2 separate regions of the Homo sapiens genome follow, and region 1 is linked to region 2. A link is a loop called in an ENCODE intact Hi-C map of the cell type or tissue named here. Cell type or tissue: PC-3. All regions are shown on one strand. Links, peaks and the distances in the headings refer to the core of each region. The heading gives the core; the rest is flanking DNA.

Evidence for each region. Hi-C counts contacts between places; a loop is a spot of excess contacts. Peaks named below come from ENCODE experiments on the same cell type or tissue, not always from the same donor. Only the 100,000 strongest peaks of a DNase experiment are listed, where the experiment ranks them.
Region 1: a loop joins it to region 2, with 8 times the contacts of the local background. A loop is called at or near these places in 7 of 110 quality-filtered maps.

The regions. Positions count from the first base shown.
Region 1 is chr3:104,943,332-104,958,842 of GRCh38, reverse strand. No RefSeq gene overlaps it. Among named protein-coding and RNA genes, the nearest start is that of ALCAM, 420 kb to the left of the region's middle. In PC-3, for the core only: no CTCF peak of the experiment used is centred there; a DNase peak (open chromatin) is centred at 6,122; H3K27ac peaks cover 2,592 bases.
Region 2 is chr3:105,348,847-105,364,357 of GRCh38, reverse strand. No RefSeq gene overlaps it. Among named protein-coding and RNA genes, the nearest start is that of ALCAM, 10 kb to the left of the region's middle. RefSeq lists enhancers at 10,394-10,543, 10,584-10,673, 10,262-11,080. In PC-3, for the core only: no CTCF peak of the experiment used is centred there; DNase peaks (open chromatin) are centred at 1,897, 5,107 and 8,827; H3K4me3 peaks cover 610 bases; H3K27ac peaks cover 5,331 bases.

The sequences.
Region 1 (15,511 bases), core at 2,652-10,651, 410 kb after region 2:
TTCTCTTTCTCTCTCTTTCTAACACACACACATGCACACAGACACAGGTGTATGTGTAAGTAATTTGGTTATAAAAATGCTCTGCTAATAATAAATTTTGGAGGATGCCTTAAATATTATTGCACACTTAATTGAATTATTTATTACTTCTTGGGTTACTTGCATACAGTTCAAATATTGTAAACTCTCATGGAGTTTCATCTGCTCTACTGTAAAGGAGGGTCAGCACTAAATTAAATGGTGCTACAATCTAATAGTATTTTAGCCCAGTTTTTAGGATAATTGAGCCAAAGCTTAATTCTATACAACCTCAATAATGTTTCTTCACTAGTGGTAGCATACTTATTTTACTAACCTCTTTAATGCCACAATCAATAGTTTTGAAACTTTCACATTCCCTCAGCCTCAATATAATACATGGCCTCTACCTCCTTACTCTGTTCATTGCACTAGATGCTTCTGAAATGAACATATTAGATAACAACAGACAAGGATCAGAGATTTAAACTTTTGCAGGAACTGGAAGCTTAGGCTATGCTCCTTATCCACTAGCTGGGATATTCATCTATAATTTTTAACTGAAGACATCAAAAAATAATTTTATAATTTAATATTTTTTTCTAGACCTTTCTTCCACACATTAAAACAATATAGTCATGTGTAAATAGTCATTTACTATTGGGTAGATTTAGAAAGAATAATATAGTTAATATTCAAATATACCTCTGTGTTAATATTCAAATATCCTATAGTTAATATTCAAATGTACTTCTGGGAATACTAGAAAATGTGTTTGTGATCACCATACATATTTTTTAAATCATACAAAATTTCCCTCACTTGAAAAGACTCATTAAAAAGAAAACATACGGAAAAAAGTTTTAAAATCATCTTGATTTTTTGAGTCTTTATAATTTGGAATTCAAATATTTGGAAGTGATGTGGGTTAGAGGTAACCTTTATTATAGAATAGTTGTTAGATAAACACAAAATTCTTCTTGGGTAGGTCTTTTTTCAAGTGAAATAAGCATGTAGTTACTGAAGGTAAATAAACACTAACAATGCCATAGCATGTCAGTTTCTATGTATTATGTGAGTCACTAGTGATAGTGGCAGGAGACAGACAAATTCCTAGGCAGACAGGGACAGGTCCCCTGTAAAACCCGACATTCAAGCCAAAAGACAACCTGAAACCTGAAAACTGAGCTGCAGATTCTGGGTAGAGTCCTTGACCTGGAGTAAGAACTTCCATGATGCCTTTTAGCCAATCAAATGGTGCTTTTCTCTGGCTCACCCATGGACCAACCAGCACACACTCCCCCATTCTGAGCCCATTAAACTCCTGGACTAAGCCACATGGGGGACTACTGGCTTTTGGGTAGGAGCTACCCACTTTGGGTCCCCTCTCTGCTGAGAACTGTTCTGCATTCAATACAACTCTTCTCCGCCTTGCTCACTCTCAGGTTGTCCACGTAACTTCATTCTTCTTGGGCCCAGGACAAGAACCTGGGATTCGCAGAACAATGGGAGCAAAAATGGCTTTAACACTTCCTGGCCGGCTTGCCAAATTGTGGGTGGTGATATGCTCTCCTTCGCTGGACTGTGGGAGGAAAGAATGGCAACCATTCAGGTGGCCCAGAACTCAGGATTCCCTGAGCCAGAGCTGTAACACTGTAACCCTCCCTCCCTCCACATGTGATGGGAAGCAGAGGGGGGACCAAGCCAGCCCAGGAACCACAGGCCAGAGCGGGGAAGCGGGATCAAATGAGCTGGGACCTGCCTCCGTTCGCGGAAGTGTGTGGAAGGCGGGAATGAATGAGCTGTAATGCTTCCTGAGCAGAAGGCTGTAACACCCCTTGGGGCTCGACAGTTGCTGGCGTCTCTGAGTTTTCGGGCGCCACCATGTTCCCCTCATCTAGATGCTGGTGCCCAAGGCAGAAGCTGCTTTTGATAAGCCTGGTCCAGACACAGCTGCGCACAGAGCCGGTGCTTGTGCTGGCGCCTGGAGCTGCCTGTCCCACCACAGCAGCTGGGGTGCCTGGCTGTGCCTGTAGTTGGACCCTGCAACCCTTGCTGCTTTGCTCCAGGCTCGCCCTCGGCGCCCTTGGAGGGCACAAAATCTGGGCTGGTAGTGCAAGCCGAGTGCTGCCCGTCGGGCTGAATGAGCAGAGCGAGCCCAGCGATTGCAAGGGAAACTGGAGCAGAGGCGCTGCCAGCAACAGAGGTTTCCAGCTGGTGAAGTGGCACCCAAAGGATCCTGTGTCACTAGTGTGTGTATGCTCTATGTGTGCGTGTGTTGGGAAAGAGAAAGAGAATGAGAAAGTACAAGGTTGACAACATTTTTGTAACTGTTTTTTCATTATTAATACATTATTATAAGCTGAAGACTCATAAAAATTTATTTTAAACTATGGGTTATAACCTAATACTAATTTATATTTTTCCTGAAATTGTTCAAACTTTGAAAATAGGGAACTCTTTCAGTTGGTTCTTGTGCCTTTGACATATGTTTTAGTTTTTCTTTTTTCCCTCCCTCCCTCCCTCCCTTCTTTCCTTAGGTTACTTAGGGCAATACCTCTTCCCCATCCTCTTTTGTGAAGTTGTTTTATACATATGTAGTACAATTTGATCCTTCCTTCCCTCCCTCCCTTCCTTCCTTCCTTCTTCCTTCCTTCTTTCCTTCCTTCCTTTTTCTTTCTCTCTTTCTCTCTTTCTCTCTCTTTCTCTTTCTCTCTTTCTCTTTCTTTCTTTCATATTTTCTTATTTTCCAGCAAAACAATATGCTGCAGGCTCATCTTGTCTATTTCCTGCTCTAGTCCTAGAATTAGCCATTTCTCCAAGGGAAACTGGTTTCCTTAATTGGGCAATAGTATTAGAAACAAAGATCTGATCACTTGATGTGCTCATTGCTATGGGCTGTCATTACTTTTAGGCCCTCTTAGCTGAAAAAAACAAGGAAATACATATGTGTATACTAACCCATAGATGTATCCATATATCTATAATATTTCTAGATATAACTAACCATCTATATCTATTTTAAGCTAAACCTGAATTTATACTGATATTTCCCCATTTCTATTTTTTTTTGAAATGGAGTCTTGTGATGTAGCCAAGGCTGGAGTGTAATGGTGCGATCTCAGCTCACTGCAGCCTCTGCCTCCCAGGTTCAAGTGATTCCCCTGCCTCAACCTCCCAAGTAGCTGGAATTACAGGCACATGCCACCACACCCGGTTAGCTTTTGTATTTTTAGTAGAGACGAGGTTTCACCATGTTGGCCAGTCTGGTCTCGAACTCCTGACCTCAGGTGATCCACCCACCTCAGCCTCTCAAAGTGCTGGGATTACAGGCATAAGCCACTGTGCCCGGCCCCACTTTCTTCATTACCACGTGGGTCATTCTAGCTTTTTCTCTTGCTTATCTGTAACTTCCTATTCCAACAGTAAAAAAAACCTCCTACCCTTGGGCATTTATTTACTTAATTATTCAATTCCAGTACGCATATATACCTGTTTCATATTGTTAAACTGCACTCCTCAGGGGCACAACTTTATCTAATAGAATACAGTACTTACATACAGTTCATTTTGCATTTACTCTTAGAGTCTACTCATTTCCAAAGTTACTTAGGGCAATACCTCTTCCCCATCCTCTTTCGTGAAGTTGTTTTATACATAGGTAGTACAATCTGATTCTTTTGTCACATTGTGTGTTTCATCCTCTGAAGTCTCTCAGTTTTCCAAATAATTTTTATAATTTGTGTACATTAAATTTAACTCTGTGCTTTACAATTCTATGGGTTTTGATAAAAACATACTGTCATACATCTCATATAGGAGGCAGGACTTGACTCTGAGGTGGCGCTTGGACACCAGACCAAGTTGAGGACTAGCTAAAACAGGGCTAGGGCAGAAGCAGCTTTCCATAAGACATGGCCGCCTTGCTCTGCAGGAGAAGTCATGGAGCTGTGACACCATGGGAGCTGTAATACTACCTCTTCAATGAAGCTTTTTTCTTCAATCGCCAACTTGCCCTTGAATTATTTTCTGGGCAAAGCCAAGAAACTTCTTGGGCTAAGCTCCTCTTTGGGAGGCTTTCCTCCCTTGCTTTACAGCTACCATTACATTACAAAATATCTATACTATCCTAAAGAATAATATCCTATTGGATATGCCCCATCACCGGCCCCAAAAAGTCACTGATTTTTTTTTACCATCTCTATAGTTTTGCCTATTCCGGAATGTCATTTAAGTGGAATTATAGTAGAGCCTTTCCATCTGACTTCTTTATCTCTGTTGGGTATAGTGTGTTTTGGTTCTTCTCTTTATTATTTTTGTTTGTACATTTGTTTTGTAATTCTTTTAAAAATGTATCTATTAAGGTGGGGGTAGATGGCTCACTACTCTTTATCACTGTATAGTATCCCACTGTGTAAATGTACCAGTTTGTTTATCCATTCGCTTGAATACTTTAATTGCTTCCGAGTTTGAGGAATTATGAATAAAATTGCTATAAACATTTGTATACAGTTTTTGGTGTGCAAAGAGAGTAGATCTTAAGTAGACATAAGTTTTTAAATCTTCTATGTATTTTCATCTGAATAAGAAGAATATAATTAATTTTTATAACAAAGTGAGATAAATATGCACTGTTGAAATGCCAATATTAGTAATATGTTATTATGTCATAAGTAGCTCACTTATGATTTCCAAAGTTGTTCCGTATCTCCATAATATCTAATTTAAAATTAGCTAAGTTATATATGCTATCATGTTGCTTAAGGAAATAAATTTGCTTTGATCACTAATAGAAAAATGTGTACATTTGTATAATTTGGGACTTGACAATTATGTCAGGAACATGATTTGATGTTAAGAAATACTCTGGGGAGAATAATTGTACATTTTAATCAGAAGAAAGCTTTAATTTAATTTTCCTTTACCAAAGAGATTTTGAATATAGAATAATTAATTTAGAGTAGTTTTTACTGACAAGCCTGAACTGTACCCAAACAGATATGCTTCAATCACTTTTATCACTTAGACATGTCACCAAAAAATGTGGTTTTCAATATGGTATATAATATTACAAATGCTAAAATAAATAAAATATGATTCCTGCCTCACGCCGTTAGGTGATGTCAAAGACATGTCACCAGTTATTTGACAAGATGACAAAGCATGTAATAAAAGTATGTAACAGGACCATATAAGAAGACATTTACACTGGAAGAAACATTTAAATTGTGTTAATATTATGTAGAAGTACTTTCGGTAGAGAAAGAAAAATAGGTGTGAGGGTGAGTGGCCAAGGAATTCTAGACAGAAGAAAACATATTTTGAGATGAATAATTTATTTGGAGATTAACCATTTATTCAATATAATTATAACTTGTTGTGGTGAGATTACAGGAAAATAGAATGAAAGGAGACAACGTACGGCCTTATAGATTTTGTCAAGGGATATATTTCTACTTTATGTTAACAGCTATTGTAAAAAGTATACACGATATTTGTTTTTAAAATATGAAATGCTTAACTAATTAATTAGAATTCTGTGATATACTGTAAACAATTGATTTGACCGTAATGGATCATATTCTCTGTTGGAAATCATGAGTCCTTCTCTTTATTTTTATTTTGCACTTTTTTTGGTGATGCTTTGTTTTGTCTTGCCTTTCTTTCTCTCATCTTACATAATTTGATACCTCTCTTTTGTCCTTGCAAGCCATGTCCAAGTTAACGTTTATAATGAAAGAACACTTTTTCTTGCTAGACAGACATTGCATGAGTCCCTCTTTCAGATATCAACATCTTTGTAAAGGATGCACTTTGTGTCTAGAGTCCAAAAGCTATATCACTTCATGGATCTCGTGCACGGAACTACCACATTCTTGCACTACTTGACAAGTCATCTGATTCTTCTCAGTTATTTTTGGATCAACTATCCTTGGTCATAATATCTATCTTTGTTACTGTAGATTTAGATCTGTGAAACCACAATGACTTTCTTATTTTATATGGAAGACAGAGTGGGAGATGGAAAAGAACCAGCCATGAAATAAATGATTCACTAGTATTTGTTGTCTCAGCAGACTGAAGTTCCCTTAGTTTATTCATACCCTTGGCTTGGCATTTCCCAGGGGAAGGAGTGGCTGCTTCCTCACTGAGGAGAACATTCCCTGGGCTTGGCCTGAGGTCAGTAGTGGTGACAGGACCTGTTCCAGGAACTCACTGTTTGTTTTGTTAGTTTAAAAGTGCATAGCAAATGGAGAACACCAGTTATAAACTATCTACTTTTTCAAAAAAGTGCTAATGATAAAAGAGGAGGAAAGCAGAGGTGGACAGAATAATAACTGACAATTAAGTCAATGTGGTTTTGATAAGGATTACTGTGTTAAAAACACATTCATATCTGATGAAATATGTGTTGGCAAGAAGATTCCATTGTTTTGTGGGGAGATACATGCTTTTTCATCTTTAAATTATGAGTATTAAATATGACTTCTGAAACTGCTGAGCTCTACATTTTGGACAATCTTAGTTCCACAAATAAGGGTTTTTTTTTTTTTCCCAAGGGTTGGGGGAACATGCCTCCAAAACCCAACCTCCCAAAATGTGTGGGTAGCAACTGAGAACATAAATAATCTAACTTCAAAAATAAATTCCTTCTCCCTTAGAACATTATTATTAATAATTGAAACTATGCAGCTCCCCTATGGGTATTATTATAACTTATGTAGAAGGTACGTGTGAAATATAGATGTTTACACTCTACAAGTAAGAAGCAATGATTAAACTGATGGCGTGATGGGACCAACAGGCCTCGCTGTTGTGACCACTTCTGAGAGGCAGTGAAAAATAAACGGTACAAATAAGAAAAAGGAGTTTGTTTGTTTGTTTGCTTGTTTTCTGACCCAGGAAATGATTACAAAAATTATACTCTGGAAAGACCGATAATTTTAACAACTGACTCCTAGAAGACAAAGCATTTAAGAATCCAATAAGTGGATAGAATTACAGAGATAATATTTTCTTTAGAACCAATTGAGGTTCAACAAAGTAACTGGCACAAGGATACCTTTAACAAGGGGGGTAGCTTTGTTCTTAAGTAGAAATGTTTGTATGTAGCTAGTTTATGGAAATATTCTGCTGGTATTTGAGTTTCTTTCTACTTGTCAGAAATGTTCAAAGATACATATTGAGTACAGGATCTTGTTTCTGTCCTGCTGGGTTTATTCGGTACATACGAACTACTTTCAACACTCCAATGTGGGTGGTGGTTTGGAATGCCTCTTTCACAATCTTTCAGAAATAGAAAGAAAAGGTATTCTAAGCTGTAGTGTCAAAGAGCATATGTTTTATAATGATACTTTAGAGAAAAGAGAACAAGATATACATATGCTGGAAAAAGGAAAGAACATTACTTTGTTTCTTGAGTATGAAACAAAAATCGTATTTTCTAGGTAAAATCTATCACAAAGATAATCTCATCCAACCACTAACCTGATGCTTGAATTTCCTAAAGTATTCTGGGCTATTACTACACCTGTGGTCTAAATTAACCTTTAGGTCTTAAGCTTAGAGCTACTCACAAAGAGTTAAAACATATGACTTTTTTTAAAAAATGTGTTTTCTTTACATTTCAAAAACATTTTATTATAATAAGAAGCTTAGAAAAAAAAAGTAAGTATAGACAAATCACCCATAATTCCACTACTGTAACCAAACAATTTTCATACACATTTACCTTTTATATCTTAAGAATTTCAACAACATTCTTCTTGACCTTATCTTTTAGGCTCTTGTATTGGCATAAAAACACATTGGTATTTTTAACGCAACTCTAATCTTTAACCTTCAAAAATATTTCAGCATTCTTCATGTACAAAAATTAGCATTATAGGGATTTATTTATTTATTTATTTATTTACTGAGATGGAGTCTCGCTCTGGACCCAGGCTGGACTGCAGTGGCAGGATCTCGGCTCACTGTGACCTCTGTCACCTGGGTTCAAGCAATTCTCTTGCCTCAGCCTCCCGAGTAGCTGGGATTACAAGTGTGTACCACCACAGATGTCTATTTTTTATTTTTATTTTTAGTAGAAACAAGGTTTCACCATGTTGGCCAGGCTGGTCTCAATCTCCTGACCTCAGGTGATCTGCCTGTCTTGGCCTCCCAAGCTGCTGGGATTACAGGTGTGAGCCACCACACCCAGCTTAGGTATTGTTTTAAATACAAATTTTTCTCTGGAATTCTAATGGCTGAATTGGATCTTCATTTTCTAAAGTAGATCTATAATTTTAATTTAAAAATTACTGCACTTAACTAAATAAATCAAGTAAATTATTGTGCTCGATGAACCCTTTTTTAAAACTAAGAATGAAAATAAAATTGAAATTTTCTGTATACAGAATAATGACTCTAAACTTAATGAATGATCACTGTGGCATAATTACACCTAATTTGTTCAAAGGGCAAAGTTACTCTATGAAAGCTATAAACATCAAGGCAATTTCCCCTTTTTAATTTATTGAAATTCTAAGTATGTTTCCAAGAATTTTTTTAGCTGTTAAAAATCGTGTGAGGGAATTTACTGTCCTGGATTTCTAAGAAACATTAAAATGCAAAACATTTTAAATTCCGTGTTTAGCAAGAGGAAACTGCACAGAATGTGATATGGTTTGGCTGTGTCCCCACCCAAATCTCATCTTGAATTGTAGTTCCCACAGTCCCCAAGTGTTGTGGGAAGGACCACTTGGAGATAATTGAATCATGGTGGTGGTTACCCCTATGCTGCTGCTCTCATGATAGTGAGTGAGTTCTCCTGAAATCTGATGGTTTTATAAGGGGCTTCCGCCTCTTGCTAGGCACTTCTCCTTTTTGCCATGTGAAGAAGGACGTGTTTGCTTCCCCTTCTGCCATGCTTGTAAGTTTCCTGAGGCCTCCCCAGCCATGCTGAACTGTGATTCAATTAAACATCTTTTCTTTATAAATTATACAGTCTCAAGTATGTCTTCATTAGCAGCGTGAAAAAGAACTAGTACAGAATGAAAAAAGAACATCCCTTGATTTTTTTAATGTTTAGAACACTATATAAAATGTTCGGAAAGCATGGCTGTATTGTGTTCTCTACTCACATGATCTGAAATATAATGCATCATAATTCAACTTTGAAATTATGTTTAATGAGACCAATAGAAAACATCTCAAAACTAAAGTATTTTATCTCTGGTGTTTCTCTTATTCTAAGTTATTCACATAAAAAAAGATTGGTGCTAATTTTATTTGAAATGACTTTATTTACTATCATCTTATTCCTTCTCTTCATTCTCCTCTTCTTCTTCTTCCTCTGCTTCATGAGGTGCTTTAGTTGCTCTCTTGGGATGCCTTGACACTTTCTTTTAAACTTCAACTGCAACACATTCTGAATACTTAGTGATTGTCTGTCTTACTATTTAAAGACTGCTTCTACATATTATTTCAATCGGTCCACATTTGAGTGCATTTCCTCCTTCAAATAATAGATACATCTGGATATGTAGTATTCCTTGGAAGCACAGATTCTGAAACAAGTAGAAATAACCTAAGCTAATTTGAAGCAATGGGATCACTTTCCTTTATCTCTCTTTGAGATGGTTTATCATTTTTCATATTCTGTTGTGTCAAAGTTTTCGTTATATTACAAAAATTAGGTACACCTCTTTGTTTTGATATTCAGTATACTTTATTTCTGAAACCCTCTAACAAATTTTTACAAACTTAAAGGAACTTTTGGATCCCTTTTTGTTTTCCCTTGTACTGTCATCACATCTGGTCTTTATATGGTCTCTATGATATTTTAATAAGTGCCCATGCAGCTTGTACATATTTAGCTTTCAAAAGCATACTCATTAAGTTACATGTCTGTCCCTCCCACTCTCACACACATAAACATGACCTCCCTATTAACATCCAGTTCTTTCAGTGATGTAGGGGAATGGAATACTTGAGAAAAATCAATGCATTTATTTTCAAGGGAAGTGCTATTTGACTTTGTAGTCGGACATTAAAAGAGCAGAGTATATCATTTTTACCATTTATACCATTGTATAACCTTTGCCTGAATTATTTTATAATGGAATCCAGCAGCACATCAAAAGGCATATCAACATTGTTCAAGTAGGCTTTATCCCCGGGAGGCAAGGTTGGTTAAACATACACAAATCAATGTATATAATTCATCACATAAACAGAACTGAAGACAAAAAAACACCTGATTATCTCAATAGATGCAGAAAAGACTTTTGGTAGACTTCAACACCACTTCATGTTAAATACTCTCAATAAACTAGGTATTGAAGGAACATACCTCAAATGAATAAGAGCCATCTATAACAAACCCACAACCAACATCATATAGAATGGGCAAAAGCTGGAAGCATTCCCCTTGAAGACTGGTGAAAGACAAGAATGCCCTCTCTCATCACTCCTATTCAACCTAGCATTGGAAGTCCTGGTCAGAACAGTCAGGCAAGAGAAAGAAGCAACAGGCATCCAAATAGGAAGAGAGAAAGTCAACTATTTGTGTTTGAAGATAACATGATCCTGTATGTAGAAAACCTCAAAGTCTCTGCCCAAAAGTTATTTAAGCTGATAAACAAATTTAGCAAAGTCTCAAGATACAAAATCAACGTACAAAAATCACTAGCATTCCTAGAAACCAACAACAGTCAGTCAGACAGCCAAATCAGGAACACAATCCCCAAGAAAAAAATACCCGGGAATACAGCTAACCAGGGAAGTGAAATATCTCTACAATGAGAAATACAAAACACTGCTCAAAGAAATCAGAGATGACACAAACAAGTTGAAAAATATTCCGTGCTCATGGACAGAAAGAATCAATATTATTAAAATGGCCATATTGTGCAAAGCAATTTATGGATTCAGTGCTATGCCTACCAAACTACCAATGACATTCTTTACAGAACTAGAAAAAAAAAACTATTTTAAAATTCATATGGAACCAAAAAAGAGCCTGAATAGCCAAAGCAATCCTAAACAAAAAGAACAAAGCTGGAGGCATTATGTTACCCAATTTCAAAGGATACTACACGCCTACAATAACCAAAGCCACTGCTACAATAACCAAAGCAGCATGGTACTGTTTTAAAACCAGACACATAGACCAATGGAACAGAATTGAGAGCCCAAAAATAAGGCTGCACACCTACAGCCATCTGATGTTTAGCAAAGCTGACAAAAACAAGCAATGAGGAAAGGACTCATTATTCAAGAAATGATGCTGGCATAACTGGCTAGCCATATGCAGAAGATTGAAACTGGACCCCTTTCTTACACTGTATAAAAAAAAACAACTCAAGATGGATTAAAGACTTAAATGTAAAACCAAAAACTATAAAAACTCTGGAAGACAACCTAGGCAATACCATTCTGACATATGAATGGGCAAAGATTTCATGATGAAGGTGCCAAAAGTAATTGCAAGAAAAGCAAATATTGACAAACTTAATTAAACTAAAGATCTTCTGCACAGCAAAAATCTATCAACAAATAGACAACCTATAAAATGGGAGAACATTTTTGCAAACTATGTATCTGACAAAGGTGTACTATCCAGCATCTATAAAGATCTTCAACAAATTTACAAGGAAAAAAAACTCCATTAAAAAGTGGGCAAAGGGCCAGGCGTGGTGGCTCATGCCTGTAATCCCAGCACTTTGGGAGGCCGAGGCAAGTGGATCACCTGGGTCAGGAGTTCAAGACCAGCCTGGGTAACATGGTGAAATCCCATCTTTACTAAAAATACAAAAATTATCTAGGCACAGCAGCATGTACCTGTAATCCCAGCTACTCGGGAGACTGAGGCAGGAGAATCGCTTGAGCCCAGAAGGTGAAAGTTGCAGTGAGCCGAGATTGCACCATTGCACTCCAGCCTGGGTGACAGAGCGAGACTCTGTCTCAAAAAAAAAAAAAAAAAAAAAATGTGGGGAAAAGACATGAATAGATAGTTTTCAAAAGAAGACGAACATGTTGCCAACAATCATATGAAAAAATGCTCAACATTACTGATCATTAGAGAAATGCAAATCAAAACCACAATAAGATATCATCTCACACCAGTCAGAATGGCTATTATTAAAAAATCAAAGAATAACAGATGCTGGTGAGGTTGCAGAGAGAAGGTAACACTTACACACTGCAGGAGGTTGTGAACACTCATTTCAACCATTGTGGAAGGCAGTGTGGTGATTCCTCAAAGAACTAAAACTGGAATTACCATTCAACCAGCAAACCCCTTACTGTGTATATGCTCAAAGGAATATAAATCATTCTATCATAAAGACACATACATGCATATGTTTACCACAGCACTATTCACAATAGCAATGACATGGAATCAGCCTAAATATCTATCAATGCTAGACTAGATAAAGAAAATGTGGTACATATACAGCATAGAATACTATGCAGCCATAAAAAAGAATGAGATCATGTCTTTTAAGGGAACGTGGATGGAACTGGAGGCCATTATCTTTATCAAACTAAAGCAGGAACAGAAAACCAAATGCCTCATGTTCTCACTTACAGGTGGGGACTAAATGATGAGAACACATGAATGCATAGAGGGGAACAACACACACTGGCACCTACTGGAAGGTGGAGGGTGGGAAGAGGGAGAGGATCAGGAAAAATAACTAACGGTTACAGCTTAATATCTGGGTGACGAAACAATCCGCCTAAAAAACCCCAGTGACAGGAGCCTTCCTATATAACAAACCTGCACATGTACCCTTGAACTTACAAAAAAAGTCCACATTCATGCATTCAATAAATAATAGAGCTGGAATTTGGAAGACAACAACAACAGTAACAACTGGTGATCAATTTGGAACTCTGATTAATTAAACACCACTCTGTCACTTTAGACTCTTTTCCATATATGTGATGGTCTCCCTCCCTCCCTCCCTTCCTTCCCTCCTTTATTATGTGTACCAGGCACAGTTCTATGCACTTTGGGGTACATCCCTACAGCCAGATCAATCCCTATCTCATACTGATCACACTATTTACAGTCTCCAAATTTGTTTTGTGGTCCGCAATTTCAATGAGGTCCATTGCTGCCTTTATGTATGTTCTAAGATGTTAACAAGAACTGAAAATTTCTCCCTATAAACACATGACAGAACATGTGGACATTTAGGTTGCATGATTGTGGGTACTCTGCTTTTCTTTTACAGTGTCATGCAGACATGTGCTTATATGTTTATATACCAAGCAGACATCTGCTTATACGTCTATATGCCAAGACACAATTATATGTATTCATCTGCATCTAATCGGAAGAGAAACCATATGGTTTAGATTTAAACAGAAGTACTAATGGTTAAGCTATGATAAAAGAGTAACTACAGGCCGGGCGCGGTGGTTCACGCCTGTAATCGCAGCACTTTGTGAGGCTGAGGCAGGCGGATCATGAGGTCAGCAGATCGAGACCATCCTGGCTAACACGGTAAAACCCTGTCTCTACTAAAAATACAATAAATTAGCTGGGAGTGGTGGCGGGTGCCTGTGGTCCCAGCTACTCGGGAGGCTGAGGCAGGAGAATGGCGGGTGCCTGTGGTCCCAGCTACTCGGGAGGCTGAGGCAGGAGAATGGCGTGAACCCGGGAGGTGGAGCTTGCAGTGAGCCGAGATCGCACCACTGCACTCCAGCCTGGGCGACAGAACAAGATTCCATCGCAAAAAAAAAAAAAAAAAAAAAAAAAAAAAGTAACTACAGGATGGAAAAAAGCTGTATGTTATACCCTAGGACTGTATGAGAGTACTCAAGGAAGACAGAAAGAGAAGGAAGCTCTTTCTCAAGGCTGGGTTCTAGACACAGTTGGAAAAATTGCAGTTTAACCCATTGAGTAGTAGAGTTTGCCAGTTTTCCCAGGCTGAAGCTTGTCTGTCGTACCTGGGCAAGCAGAACAAAACCTTTGGAAGACAGAGCAAGCCAATCAGCAACTGATGGTGTGGGAGTAAAAGAAGGTAGGGGTTCCCAGGCGAAGGTGAGTGGTAGTGCCTGCAGAGGCAGTGGAGGCCCAGTGATAAAACCTCAGCCCTGTGATGGCCAGTTACTAGGCGTCTTGTAAAATAATCAAAGTACTGATAGGGGCAGGACAGCTTTAGCCAGAGGTTTTTGTGTCTAGAGGGCCTTGGAAGGTCATTGCTCGGTCAGCCTCTGTAAGGTTGCTGAGAGACTATTTGTTCTGGGGACTGACTGTGTCAGGGCTCAATAGGAAGTTCTCACCCCCCACACCATTGACCCACTCTGCAGGAGCTGGGAAGAGGAGGAGGGTCCCTTCTTCCTGCAATGTGACCCTAGCCCCCTCTACTAAGAAAGCTTAATGTTATGATCAAAATTGAAAAGAGATGCTTAAAGGAATTCTGTCTATGATGACAAAGCATGTATTGAAGGGTGGATTTGGAACTGAGAGGAAATAAGTTGATAACAGGCACAGTAAAATTCTACTGTATATTAAAAATTGTACTTTTTAAAATTCAACATTACAGTAACTTTACAAAATACAGTCTCATAAAGCTCACCCTAAGTCTATTGCCTATTCTGAAGAGTTGTTTTACCTAAGTATGGTTTTGTAGGATCATGAAGTAGTCATTTGGGAAATATTGGTCAATAGGGTCATGTAGATCTTACAAACGTTGACTCACTTCATGATGCAATATTAACAATCTTTGTTAATGTCACTATTGATCTTATCTGGAAGTCTTTAAGTTTTGAGGAGCTGTCAAACTCAGGGTGGTCAACACAAATTCTATAAAATGCTCATATTATCTTAAAAGTTAGATTTTCATCATTAGCTTCAAATACTTGCTATCATGGTAGAATCACTTCCTTCCTTTTTGTGACCATGTCTATTAAATTGCTATTTTGTTTCTAAGTCCTTCTTTCAGGTAAAAATTCTGCTCCCTGAGAAAAAGCAACTAGTTTAACTTGTGACTCAAAACAAAAATGTTATACTTAGGAATGCAGCAGACAGGCTTTAAAATGTCTACTAACCATTTTGTCACACAGAATATTAAAACAATATATTACTCAAGGGTTTGGATTTAATATAAGTAATAATTTCCCCAATTCATCAAGGTCATTATTAATGATATTAGCTTTTTGTTTTTCATGAGTGTGTGGCAATGAAAAACATAATGACTACTGGTACAGTTTATTGCCACTTTCTTGTTCATGACAAGCTGTCAACTCTTTTACCCATCATTGTTTTGCACCATCAGTAAACATAGTATTATTGTTGAAAAAATTATGAAATCACCAACTTCCTAATGGAGTTGGAAGACCTCAAAAGCCACTAGGAAAACCTTTATTGAGACTACATACCTCCAATTCAAAACCAAATACTACTTCCAAATAGATAATCTAAAAATGCTGCTGGGTTTGATCATAGTTCCCTCCTTCCCCAAACTTAAATTCCTTTCAAGTCTCTCCATAGACT
Region 2 (15,511 bases), core at 1,414-9,413:
GGTCACACAATGATTCATAGCAATGGTAAAGCCAGGGTTCTACCCAGGCATTCTGATTCTTGAACTGAATTCCTATCTACTTTGCTCATCACTATCCACTTTGCTTATCAAGAATGCGTAGCAATAAATGTATGGTTTTTTTGGTGGGGCGATTGATTTAAACATAAGTTCTCTCATCCTTTCACACACATTTTCATTAAGGAAATTTATTAATAAAGCAGCGCACCCTATCTGCGTAGGCCAGATACAGTGCATATGAGATGACAAGACCACTTCTAAACTGAAATAATGTAGCATAAGCAAGAGCTCAGAGTTAGAAATAAACATAAAAATGTAAGCTCCACAAAGTAATGTAATCGAATTAATCTTTCAAAATCTAGTCAATGTGGGATTGGATCCATCTTACCTAATTCTTGAGAGGAAGAGTGTTTCCAGCTACATGTAGATCACAGTCACTTTTGTTACAATTGAGAATACATAGTATTCCAATAATATTTATTGTATAGTTTAGTCATGCATCAGAGAATCATAAGGGTACATCTTGCTGAAAGGGAAAAATGAATAACATTTATCCAGGGGGAAAAAATTTCACGTTACCTGGGACATGAGAAGAGCTTTGTATTTTAAGTATAAAGGAATTCATCATCAATCAGGATGATATGCTCAAAAGCAGTGACATGGTACCGGAGGCAAGTTTCCTACTTACGGTCTGTTGAGATAAGGACTCAGGATTCCCAAGGCTCAGGCCAGGACCCCTTCCCTGTACTAAAATATTAATCCCATCAGTATGTGACAACATAGCCGAGTCAATTGTGTGTGCCTTTGAAGAATGGAAGTAGTTTTTCTCCCCTGATTAGCACCGCCAAAATTTCCACTGGAGATGAAATTTCAACAAAGATAGTTTTGGAAGCTGAGAACATTTGTTCCTACCACTGTATACCATTGTGTTTTGTTTGCCTTCCTACTCCTTGAACAAAATTGTATGCAGTTCCAGAGCATGCAACAAATCTGATTCACTCTTCTCTCCTTCAAGCGTCACCTACGGTGAATGCATGTTCAGCCATACTTAAAAATAGATTGGACACTTGATAAATTTTTGTGAATGGATGATAAGTGGTGAGAAAAATACCTAATGGAATATAAGCCTTCAAACCATCTTACAAGGGTTCATGATATGAGAAGATGAAAGGGGTTTCCATTGGGTCTTCAATGATTGGTCTAGGCAGACTAAGGTTTAGGAAAGGCAAAAAGAATGAGTCAAGTCCTAGTCAACAAGGTGATAACTATGAAGTATAAAGTGAGGAAACAATCTACAGAAGAAAGGCTGTACTAAAATTATATGCCATCAATTAGAATAAAACAAAGTGGCCCATGCTGAGCACAGAAACCTGATTAGTAAAGGTTCTAGGTGATCAAGCTAGGGCTTAGGCTAATATACTGATGACAAAGATTGAAATAAGGGCCTAAGTGGGATTTATATTAAGTCTAGGAAGAAACACAATCTTAAAGAGGCACAGAGATTACATCTGTATAATATAAAATTCTGTTTTATTCTAGACTCCAAGTTGTTTTTAAGTAAATGATTTCCAAAGTTATTGTATTAAATACACATGGAGGACCTCTGGGTATATCTCTTCCCAAGTCCATTGAATTTTATTGTTTAATTTCAGTTGTTAACAGTATCATCTGTCAATGAATTAATACAATTCTGCAACTCACCTTTTCAATAATGCCAGCTAATAAAGACATATCACTGAAGCTCAGGAGAGTAAAAACTTTCAAAGTCTATGATAAACATTATGTTCTTATTTCACAGAATGTTCAGTCTGGGTACAAAAAGAAATACATAGCTATTTCAGTTGAACTAGAAATCCACTTAGTCATTTTCCTTCCTGTCTCAGACATGAGGAATGAAGAAAGAATTTAGCTACGCTATTTGACTATGAAACTTACACTATATTAAATGAATTTCAAAAACTCTCAGTGTATTAAAAACTCATAATTTGTGGGTGATTTCAGTAAGTGTATAAATTTACATACAAAAAGTGTAAGAGTCTGGGTTTACCCCTTAACTTGAGGATTTCTCTTCAAAGTTTTCCCACTTTCAACTGAAATAAGCAGGTCTTTTAGTTTTGAGTAAGTAGAAAATGACTCAAGGTATGGCTATTTAAGTGTTTGATGCCTTTAAAGAAATTCCAACTTGAATTATATATTTTCAAGAAGTTTCCCAGAGTTATCTCTAATTTCTTTGATATATATTTATTACCCATTATGATCTGCAATAGTTCTATTCAGGAATATGAGGTGAATATATAATGACTGTAAAAATATGAAAATAATATATATTTGATTTTCTAAAGCAAAAAAGTCACTTTGGATCTAATGGATTTCTAGAAAGTCTAATTAATTAATTAATTACTAGGCCCCAATTTTCCATACTATTTTCCTCTTAAGTAAGATAGTTAAGTTCACAGGAAAGTATTAACAAACGATGGTTGGACAAATGTATGTTTTTGCTCCCTAAGGAGCAAAAACTCTATTATTGATTAACAAAAAAAGAAGTATTAATAACATGGAGTCAAGGATCACTGATCATATATTATAAGAAAGAACTTTAGAATTTTAATGCTTTTCAGGGCCTTAGAAGTATCTTAAGTGAACTGTTTTCAATGCTTAAAAGCAACCCTTTTTCTTCTAATACATGCATACTCTGAAGTCCAGTTTTATATTTGCCCCTTGTTCAATTTATTCAAATCATAGTAGTCTCCTCACTGCTCCTAAATGTACTTTGCATACTCCCACATCGGTGCCTTTGCACTTGCTCTTTCCACTCCTTGGAACTCTTTTCCCCAAGTTATTACGGTAGCTTACCTCCTCATTGAAGCCTTCCATAAACAAGTATTTAAACTGTCAGTCCCAGCCCCCAAATTCCTTTTCCTGCTTCATTTTTCTCCATAGAGTTTATCACCATATAGCATAATATCCATTTAACTCATGTAGTTTGATTATTGTCTGTCTCTCTACTAGAATGAAATCTCAATGAGGACAGAAGTTTGTGTCTGTTTTACATTCTTCCATATGTTTAAAATAGTCACATAGTAGACACTATTGGATTCAAAAAGTCAGGTTCATGAATACATGAGTTATTGTGCAAGGTAATTAATAAGCTGTTAGAGGTGGGGCTGTTTGGGCTGAATCTTTGTAAGCAGCCTGAGGTTTCACCTCCTCCTGTAGACACTCTAAGGGTTTCCAGGACAGTTAGATAAACCACTGGAATAATGTAACTACCTCATATAACATATGAGGTAGGTAATTGAGGTCCCGGGAGGAAGAACACTTAATCAAAATTAACACAGCTATGGGCACCATTCTTGTTTAAATGCAAATTATGTCTTTCAAGTAGGGTAAATATACAAGATACCCTGTAACTTAAGTCAAATTCTTGGGATAATAAGAAGACTGGATGCATATCAGACACCATTAATCAATTTCAAATACGGCACATTTATCCAAAGTCTTTTCAGAGCAAACATTCTGAATGATGTTCTGTATAACATTTCACTAAGGCATGATTATGGATGCAGTACCAATATTGCAAAGTCTACAGACTTAGTTAAGTATTAAAGAATTTAAGCCTCAGTGTTCTTTATACTTTGTTCTTTACAGGGTGAATTTGGCAAAATTATAATTCTAAGCAATGTATTCCACAAACATAGATGATTCATAACCTATTCAGCTAACAGTGCTATAGGACAAATATTTAATTTAATTTAATGTCCAGCATTTTAACATTACGTGGAGGTGTTTAATGTGTTTACTTTTCTTTGTAAGGGAAAGAAATTCACTTAATAATTGTACCTCAAGGTGAAAAGCTTGTGAGAAAATGCAATACATATAAAACAGTTATATAAGCCAATGCATAAAAAGATTTATAAATATGTATATGCTTTCATTGAAATCACCAGAATTCTGTGATGTGTTCTAGATGGTAAGGAGGTAGATGAAATTATTTCAGACCTTGGCTTCTGGTTTTAAAATGCTGTTAAAACTAGTTAACTGATATACCTCATAAGGAAAATTATTTGTCTTACTATGGAGAATGGCATCCAAGTTACAGAGTGAAACATCCTATGCAAGAGTGGTTAATGTATCCAATTAGAAAAGAATTTCCAACTGGTGCAGTTGCAGTGTCTCATACCTATAATCCCAACCCTTTGGGAGGCTCTCTTGAGCCCACGAGTTTGAGACCAGCCTGGGCAACATAAGGAAACCTCGTTCCTACAGTTCCTACAAAACCAACCAAACAAACAAAAAATTAGGAGGGTATGTTGGTGTGCACCTATAGTCTCAGCTACTTGGGAGGCTGAGGTGAAAAGATTGATTGAGCCCAGGAAGTGGAGGCTGCAGTGAATCATGAACTGTGATAGTGCCTAGGCAACAGAGCCAGTCCCTGTCACACACACACACACACAAACACACACACACACACACGCACAGAATCTACAAATGGTGTACTTCTCAACTAATTTTTCTAGAATCAAAGACATTTCAAGAAGTGCATAGTCCATGTTTATTCCTTGGATTTTTCAGGACTGAGGCAAATATCGAGGCCGGGATTAAATGAACACTAGATGTAGCCTCTGAAGCTAAAGGAACGCCAAGGGGAAGCTTGAGATGCACATACAGGGTGGGAATCACATCATTTAGCCAGACTGAGAAGGTGGGCCTTAGTTACTCATATCAGTAGCTTTGTCCCACACCAGAAGCTGAGTCATCTTCTATTCTCAAGCCTTCCCTCCTACTGCCTCCAGCTCCTGAGATCTTCCCAGAAGGACTCAGAAAAACTCCCAAATTACTCTATCCTGAGGTAGCTCTACCCCATCTGCATAAATTCCCGCTGTGAAATTTAAGTTGAAGTAACTTTTCCTAGTGATGATTTGTCCTTCCAGTTTGAAAATGATCAACATCTCTTCTCTCCTTTCTTTTCTTCCCAGCTTAATGCCTTATCTTTGGCCCGTTTTGTTAAGACTTACCATGTTGAGCTAAATAATAAAGCCATGATAATTTATGAATCAAAGAATGAGCAGTGAATGTATTGTGGTCTGTGTGCCAATGAAAGAAAGAGATGTCCAAAGAGAGATGAGTCATAGGTCAGAGAAACAAAAATAGAATAAATTAGCTTATCTTAGAATATAGGCCAAGAAAGAAATTTAGCTCTTAGTAATTTCCCACTACCACCTCCTTCCCCCTTTTCTTAAAAGTTAAGGAGACATTATTTTAAAAGTTAAGGAGACATTATTTGTATAATCCCGGCCAGCCTGCAGGAGTTTGTCCTCAGGTAAGGAATTTTTTTTTTCTGTGGTTTTTGTAATGAAAGCAACAAAACCCAACTCTACACAGCCTAAGCAAAAGAAACAAAGATGGGAGCCAGACATGGTGGCTCACACCTGTAATCCCAACACTTTGGGAGGCCGAGGTGGGCAGATCACCTGAGGCCAGGATTTCAAGACCAGCCTGACCAACATGGTGAAACCCCATTTCTACTAAAAATACACAATTAGCCAGGCATGATGGTGCGCACCTGTAATCTCAGCTACATGGGAGGCTGAGGCAGGAGAATTGCTTGAACCCAGGAGGCGGAGGTTGCAGTGAGCCAAGATCGCACCATTGCACTCCAGCCTGGGCAAAAAGAGCGAAACTCCATCTAAAAAAAACCAAAAAGATGAGGAGGGGACTTACTGATTTAAATCACCAGAAATTCCAGAAGTGTGTATTTGTTGAAGCATAGCAGGAGCCAGGCATTTGAGCAAAGTTTTCAAGGGTCTTTGTCCTTCTTTCCACATTTTAGCTCCACGTGCCTCTGGTTGTCTTTATTTTCTCAATTTCCTTTGCTACAGCCCACCTTCCTCTTTACTGAAAACATGGTTACCTGAGGATCTGAGCTTATAGCCACAGAAACTGAAATCCTTAAGACAGAGAAAACTTCATGGAAAAGGTTTGATTGACTCGGTCCATTTTTTGAGCAATTTACTGTGAACAAGAAGATCCAGTACCATGATTGATCAGGTAGTCTTGTGTCCACCCCTGTAGTCAGGGAGCAGGAGGGCATCATGTTTGACAGCACCTCAAAATCACAGGGACAGAAAATCATTCCCCAGTGAGCACACAAAAATGACAGACATCCACTTCATTTTCCTTATATTATTTTTACTTGATTCTTAGGACTAATAGGCTTTTCCATCCAGATTGTGCACAACAGGGACCTTTTGATTAGCGGGGGGAAAATAGAAATATACTGCAACGTGGGAAACCTAATTTTATTTTCATCCTTTCCTATTTTAAAGGGCTAGATTATCAGCTCAGAGGGAAAGAGCGCATTATTTGCAGGTACCAGATAATGTTTTTTTCTCCTTACTATCCTATGCATTATCTAATTATGTGGGGAATAACGGAAGCACTGGTGTTGTTTTATACTTAGAAAGATGTGAAATAAAGTGACAAAATAGATATCTGAAGTATTTGCAAATACATTTATTTCCCCTGGATACAAGGTCAATATAAGGTACACTCAAACAGTTTGACAATACAAGCAGGTTTTGAAGGTGAGTTATTCTTTTAAATTTTATTATAAATTTTTCCATCAATATACCAACTTCATCAGTTTGCTGTCATCCTTGCTATAAAGAAACAAAAAAGTAGATTAATAGCCAGAAATTCATATCAGTTAATCTTTTGTATTCAACTATTCCTGATTTCAATCTTTGAGGTATGTTTTCAGTTTTTGCAGTCATCAAAACAAGTGCCTACAAACATTTTCAGATGGAATAAATCAATATTTTGGTCTTCTTCTTCAAGAAAATTGCCAACTCTTAGGAATGGTCATTTTAAGGAAGGAGCTGCCCTCAGCCAATCCTAAGTCATTCTTTTCATTTGGTCTAACCACACTTAGTTTAATCTGTCTATCTTCTTCAAATATAATTATTTGAAGAATAATTCAATCCCTGCTCCAGCCTTTATTCATTATCCCAGCTTTCTCCAAAAATTACCTACTCTCCCACTTTGCCTCTAAAATATTGCTCCAGCATCTCTTCCTCCATGGTACAATTGTATGCTGGAGGCTCTCCAGAGCTGATTGTGCACATCTCTTCTCAATGCAGCCTCCAGTGATGTCATGTTGGCAGCTTGAAATCTGCCACTGTGGCATTATTTATGCCCTGCAGAAATTGGAAATTGCCAAATACTACAAATAAAGGCTTTTTCTCTGAGTGCTGGTTGTTAAACATTTATTAGTACAATATGGTCCATGGAGCTGACTTTTGTCTTCACTGGCCACTGTAACAGCAGCAACACAGTGCATAACGGCCTGAGTTTGGTGTCAGATAAACTGGAGTTTGAGTTCTGGCTTACCTATTTAGAATTTGTGTGACACTGAGAAAGTTATTTCACCTCTCCAAGTCAGTTTTCTCAAATAAAATAATACATGCAAAGTCACTGGGACAGGAAAGTGCTGATAAACCTTAGCTGTTTCTCAATATCCCCTAATCCTTCATGTCTAAGCCATAGGAAGTTTCGATTATCTATGTCTGTAGTTGCATGTTAATATCATTTATATTTGCTCTGTCTTTCACCATTAAAACCCCTCAAGTTTTAAAAAAGATCATCATTATATTTTGTTTAGTGTGTTTGGTAGGCAATGAATCCATAATAAATTCTGCTTTAGGGCATATTGGTAGAGTAGGCAGACAGTCAGGGATGTGTGCCCAGTGATGCTTGAAATGCATTTAACAGAGTATAAAGGCATCAATGACTAGTGAAGAGAACCAGAGTTTAAGAGTAAGGATGCCTAAATTTCAATCTCAGCACATGGCATATAAAAACTACACAAATTGCGAGATTAGATAACTATAATTTTAAATCCCTGTTCTGTCTCTATCTGTGTAGCCTTCATCAACTTTTTGACTTTAGCTTCCTCTTCTGTTGAGCGCAGTTAAGAGTAGCTTTGTACTTACCCTGAAAAGTCGTTATGTGGGTCAAATGTATTACAGAATGTTAAATGTGTGAATAGTAGTCTCTGAATAAAAGGTGGCTGTTATTCTTCCACTAGTTGATTGCGTGGTTTCATCTTCCTAAGCTTCATAGACTTTAACTATACCTATAAAAGGAAGAGGGCTGGTTTGGTGCTCTCTTAAGAGGCCTCCTTGTTCTGAATGAAATTCTTTGTACCTAAAGCCTTTTATTCCAGAAACAGAAGTCTTATTGCCAATATTCTTTGGAAAGCAAAAATCCCTTTTTTCCAGTTTCACTACTCCCAGCCCAGGCCCTCATCACCTCTCATATCTATATAGCAAGTTTAAAACCAGTGTCCCTGCCATCTGGCTCTTCTCTTTATTCTCCAGACTTCCCCTGCTCATCTTAACACAAACAGACAGACACAGACAAATTTGATTATGTCACTTCCTTTCTTTAAAATCTCTGCTGGAGTCATTTAATCTTCACAATGAAAGCTACACTTAATAGCAAGATCTATAGAGTCCTTGACATTCTTGCCCCTAGTTGTATATTTGCCCCTTTTTGGTTTCACAAACCATATCACAACACTCTGTCATGAACTCTACGCTTCACTCACTGTTTTCTAAACATACCATGGCAGCCTTTCTCAACCGTTTAATTACATATGTGGTTCCCTCAGCCTGAATGTACCTCCCACTCCCATCCCTTTGACTGGGTTACTCCCACTCATATTTCAAGACCCACCTCACATGTCAAATTGTCTGTTAAGCCTTTCCTGATTCCCCTAGGCAGTGTTAGTCACTGCTGCCACTGTATTTCTACAGCTTTAGCACTTACCTCTTTGATACATTTATCTGTTTACAAGTCTGACTCCTCCACTAAAACAGTGACTCCTTAGAAGGGATGTACCACAAGTCTGGAGTCAGACTGTCTGGTTTACAACCCCCTGCATCAACACATGTTAGATGTGTGCATTTGAGGAAGCTTCTTAGCTTCTTTAATCCTCAGTTTTCTCACCTACAAAATGGAGCTAATATGCTGCTGATCTCAGATAATCCTTATATTATTGAAATGACAAAACACATGTAAAGCTCCTACGTCAATGTCCGGCATATATTAAGGACTTAGTTAATATTACAAAAAATGGTGATGATAAAGATGGCTATAATGGAAGAGATAGTAAGGCAGTGGGAGGAGAGAAGGTGATGCAATAGAAACCTCATTTATGTTTTTAGCACCTTGGCCTCTTCTCAATGTCTAGCCCATAGTAAGTGCTCAATGCATGTTTGCTGAATGAATGCTTGTGTGATACAACTTTACAACACAGCCAAAATGTCAAATTCCAGCTCTTTTCTCATATCTGATTCAAGGAAGTTGAATTAACTTTTTGGATGCCAGAAACTCAAGTTCTAACAAAGAGGAGAAATTAGATGAGGAAAAAAGAAGAGGGGGGAGAGAAAATGGCAACAGCTGGGTTGGAGGTGCAGAATATAAGTATATAAGTCAAACTAACCTCCTTCACAGCTTTGCCTCAGCATTTTACATGGTTTTACTGCTGGGGACTGAAATAGGCTTTAAAGAAAAGAGTGAAGATGTGCGGATTCCAAATCTAGAGAGCAGCTCCACCATAGGGACCAACCCAGGGTCTAAAGACAGTCAAAGCCAAATTCCTTTGATGTTCTCTGAGAGCCTGCAGGCAAAATAGCAACTCAGCAAGGGTTTGGAATGCAAGTGGCATGGAATGAAAATGTGTGTTCCTGTTACAGGGCCAAGGAAGGGAAGGACAAACCTCACCTATTAAAGAAATCCCTGGACTGGAAAGGACTGGAACATTGGGAGTGGAAGTCCACATTAGCGGAATAGTATGTTCTGAAGGCATTTGAGCAGATGAAAACCTGATACACGAGACATAAAACCTGAGGAAAATTATTTCATGGGAACGGTAAAAATGGTGGAGAGGGTAAATTGGGCAAGGGAGAAGAACGGAGGAGAGGGAGAGGGAAGTGCTGCTGAACTTATTTCAAAGAAGAAGAAGAAAAAAAATGATCTCTTGTTTTTCATTAAATAATGGATGCTCTCCAGGCCAGCCAGAGTCGCGGCTGATTCTGTTTTGCGCTCAGTGGAGGAAAAATCAAACCAAACCAAAACATAAAACAAAACGGGAAAAGATGAGCGTTTCCTTTTCCTCCTCCCTTCCTCCAACCGAGTTCTTCCTTCAGCCCCAGGGCCCGCGAGGGGGAGGTCTTTTTCCTTTGCTGCCCGAGGTTTGCGTCCTTCCGGGGCCCAGCAGCCCGAGATGCGTTTGGTCCCGAAACCCGACAGGCGGGGAAGCGGGCTCAGTCTCTCCCTCCTGGTTTTCTCTCTCCTCTTCTCTCCGCTGCTCTTCTCAGTGGGCACTTGCTCTGTCGTGCGTCTCCGCACCCGGCGGTTCGGAGCAAGGGCCATTGATACTTCTGGGGGATTGGGAGGGTCCCAAATGGTACACCAATCCTTCCTCTACAAGGAACCGTGTCTTTATGAGCGGAGAGTGATTTCGATGGCCGAGGACCCTTGTCCTGCATCCCGCGGAGCTGACCCAGGACCGCTGGGTGGGCGGCGCTCTAGCTCTGGATGCGCTGTCTCGGAGCTTTCCCGGAGGAGGCTGAGGCGACACCGGCCCCCGGGTAAACTATGGCTCCTGCCTTGTGTAGAGGAGATCTTGGTGAGGTTGTGGTTCCCGCAGATCGTCCTGGGATTCTGTTCCTCCAAGTGAAAGGCCAAAGCCCTGCCTTGTTAATAAATCATAAGCCGCTGACTCATTTCAGGGAAGTGGACAGACTGACTTAGGTAGATGAGTGTCACAAATATGTTAAACAAAATTAGCAAATACAGGCCGGTCTCTTGCCATTATCACTGGCAAGATGAAGTCCAAGGTTTTCCCATATATTTTTCTGGGGATATTCCTGGTACCTTCCACCCCAATAAACGTATATTATAAATGGCACTGTATTCTTGATAGTGTTGTTTAGAAACGATGATTGCACTTAAATCAATAATATGAACCTACCAAAATTAAATACAACTGTTTCTAGTTAAAAAGAAATCCACAGCAATCAAGAATGCATAAGTTCGCAAATTCTGATAATAGAATTGCTCCTCTAGAAACTGTGGACAGGGTTGTGAAATGCATGACTACAGCTGAGTGGATTGCACAGCGAAAGGCCTGTTCAAGTCTGAGGGCTTCTGGGGGATTGTTTTGTATGTAGGTGAGAACGCTGATCTCTGCACAATTGATACATAGAAAGTTATTGAATTGATGTGGGAAACAAAATCATAAGAAATCCTTTGGCAATATCTGAAAGGTAGCATTTAATTCTCTGTCATTCAAGAAAAAGGAGCAGTTCAGCTTTCAAAATGTATCCACATTATACAGTCAGCCAAAAAAGTATAATCCCCATTCAAGCTATTAGAGTACAACATAGGGTGACAGTGGGATTTTTAGCTTGGTTAAAGCAAATAAAATACTGTAGAAGGAATGAAATCAAACTTGTTGAAACTTGGATTTGCAGAAATATAAGGCAGCTTGGAGAAGATGAATACAGGTGGAAAATGACCTTTTGATTATGTTCAGGAAGGCATTAGAATGTCAGGAGAAATGCTGGAAAGGAGATTTATTGCCGTAAGCACAGTTGACAAGTTCCATTTTGTCGAGTCTCTTGGATGGAGGAAGGAAACCAGCATTTCAGGAGGTGATTAAAAGAGCCCTGCAAAGTCTTCAGTAATCCAGGGAGACCCAAATACAGAAGAATTCTGTTGCCCCTAGTCTGTTTAGAGACTCGAAGAACCCTACTATTGGGTTTCCACCACAGATATGCTTATTCCTTGTCAGAATGTTTGTACTAGATACATTGTATGACTTATAAGATGGACTGGACCAACATATGTGTGTATCTTTCTTTCTTTCAATAGAAAATTTCTTCCCTCTCTTCTTCCTTCTTTCTTTTTGTCTGTATTTGTATTTTTACATATGTGTGTATATATATATATATATACACACACATCTGTGACTATATATGTATATATATATAAATATATGTGTGTGTATACACACACACACACATGCACACACACACACACACACACACACATATATATTCAGAGACCCAGAGAAGAAGAGGGGATCGAAAATATAAATTATTTTTTGTGATAAGATGAAGCTACATGTATATACTCTTTTACATTTTGAAGACTGCATTCATATTCAATGACTCATTAGAGACACACATCCACATTTTTGTGGCCAACAGGTCTAATATTAGAATTCCCATTTTAAAGATGAGGAAATGAGGATAAAATAAGAGAAGTGATGTGTCTAATGCCCTTTTCATTTTGCTACAAGACCTTTCACAATACTTGTGATTCATAAGCATGAACTAAATCCACATGAGCCTCAACACATCCCCCTTTCATGACCATTTTCCTTCTCTTCTTTTTAATTTGCATATTTGGTTAAAATCCTATACGATTTCAATAATTCTCCATATATACCAACTTTCTTTGCTTTATTTTTCTCATTAGCCCTTATGACTATTTAGCATACCTTAAATTTTACATGTTCATCTTTTTTGTGTGTTGCCTTTCTGCCACAGAAAATACACTCAAAAAATATAGGAAATTATTTTTAGGGGTAATTATTTTTAGGAGTAGGGGAATACTATTTTCTGCTGTGTCTCCAGTGTCTAGAAAAATGCTTCACAAATAGTAAACACTCCATAAATATTTGTTAAATCAAGCCGTTCATGAATGACTCCTTACAAATTGTCCATTTGGATCTAATTACCATCTTTCTGCGAATGCTTTCTGTAAGGAAAGAGTGGTATTAATTACTTGCAAGAAAAATAATGAAAGTAAGCTCATTGCAAGACTCTTGATACTTGATGGGGGAAATGAAATTCTTTCTTTGTTTTCCTTAGTTCTTTCTGACTATTAACAAAATGCAGTGTTTGGAACCTCATATGACATGGCCAAATGATGCCTCTGCTAAGGCAAGAAAAATTTTTATGAGTCTCATGTCTTTACTGCCTTCTACTCCTCATCACCTTGCTCTCACGTGTATATAAACTTCAGGCAATATCCCTTGTCTACGATCAGCCAGGAATGTATTTTCCCTGGACCAGTGCCTTGCACATACAATCTTTCCAGACTTTTCCCTTCCTTATTAAGTTTTACCTGTCCCTTTTCCCATTTCTTCCACTGTCTACTTTCGTTACTGTTTTAGCTTCCAAGATAATATATTTCAATTTTGTTGGAATCAAGTAGCCTCAGAATTGGATGGACACACAGTACGGCTTCTCTCCCAGTACAGCAAATCTTTTTTACAGGATTGACAAGTGAGAAGCAGTGTGGGTGAGAACTCTCTCTCTGAACACAAGATAGATGTGCTTTCTGCCTTTTACAAAGGCAATTATTTAACCTTTTAAACTTCAAACTCTTTATGTAGAGAATAATGACAAAGTAGTTCTCATCTTCTAGGGCTGCTGTGAGGGTTAAATGGGAAAATGCAGGCAGAGTGCATGGAATATTCCTTGTCAGTAGTAAGCACTAATACATATTAGCTAATACCAGTAACATCCTTGATAAATTATCTTTCAGATTCCATTTCAGTGCCATCAGTATTGGGGAAGGAGACCACTACTTTCCTGAGTTAATCAGTTCTTTTTAAGACAAATTCTCCAACTGCTATTAAGATTCTTTTTAATAGACTTAGTCTATTTCCTTATAACTTCTGTCCATTGGTTCTTGGTGTTTACTTAGAGAAATATAGACAAAATATGTGTCACCTCTTTGATAGGGCAATGTTTAAAATTTTTAAACACAATTATTATGGCCTATCAACGTCTACTCGATTGCATTCTAAGATTTCCCAGTCACATCAACTGTTGTATATGTATACACACACACACACACACACACACACACACACACACACAGTGGTTTCCCACCCTGACACCAACCTGACTGCTCCTCTTGTGATAAACTCCAGTTTGCCTATGTACCTCTTCAAGAGTAGCATTGAAATTTGATGCAAGAGCCTAATTGTTATCTAATTAGTACAAGCCACAGGGGAGATATTATCTCTCGAGTTCTGGACATTGTATTCTTAATGGAGGCTGAGATTTCATTAGATTTCTTAGCAACCTTGTCACGTTGTTGGGGGCATGTCTAGCTTGTTAACCAAAAGTTAGAACTCCATGTCTCTTTCATATGAATCACTGATGAACTAGCCTGTTCTGTACATGAGTAACTAAGAATGTGTCTAACACCAATGTCTAGCATTTATTCCCACTAAATCTCACTAAGGAAACTTCTGGAGATGATACCTTCAACCTGCTCTTCACAAACTTCATTTTTCCCTTCTCAATACTGATGAATGATGGTATTCACATAAACTACAAATGCTCATAGGCACACCCATGATTATTTGGAATTCCCATCTGCCAGTTGTAACTCCACCCTTTACTCTTCTGTGGAAAAAAGCATATCAGAACTTAAGTGAGTCAACTAATGAACTAAATTCAAAAGGTAATGGCCTAAAGCTTTTTGAAGAACTTAGGTGAAAATCTTTATTATATTGGGGAAGAAAATAATTTCTTATGCATTGTCAAAACAAGAAAGAAAGCACAAAAAATAAAAGAAGAATCTAACACATTTGACTTCATTAGGATAAAAACCTCACCAAGATATCATAAAGAGAATGAAAGATATTTGCAAAAAATGTAATGGACAGAAGACTAGCCCTTTCACCCAAATTATAAAGAACTCTTCTAAATTACTAAGGAAAAGACAATCAAATAGATAAATGGCCCAAAGACTTAAACATGTGCTTCATAGAAGAAGAAATCAAATCGAGCAAAAATCACATGAAAAAGATTAGCAGTCAGGGAAATGTAACTTAACACTCAATGAGATAGCATTTGACACTCACTAAAATTATAAAAATAAAAATGACTAATAATGCCAAATGTGAAGGAGTAGTTACAATAATGAGAACTCATAATCTGCTGATGGGTATGGTTTTATTTAACATAACAACAGTTCCAAGTGAATGGTCCAGTTTTAGAAGTGGCTTCTTCTACACAGTCATTCAAGGATCAATGATTCTTCTATCACATTACTTGGTCATTTTTTAGGTATTGTCTATTTTTGCATGGTCTATCAGCTGGATTGCAGGAATGTCTGTGTCCCAGAGTGTGGGAAGGGGAGAGAGAATACGGAAAGTATATATCAATTTTTTAAGGCCTAGACCAGAAAATGTCTTACCTCCTTTTCACGAGACTCCATTAGCAAGAACTGAGTCACATGGCCAAAAATGGCTTTGAGAAGGCTTGTAAATGTCTTCTTCAGCCCTTTATTTTTATGAAATAAGAGAGGAGCAGATAGTAATGAACAATTCTATTCCTAGAGATTTGTTTCCAAATGTGGACCAGGAGTTGTTTTTCAAGAACAATATTCTTAGAACATA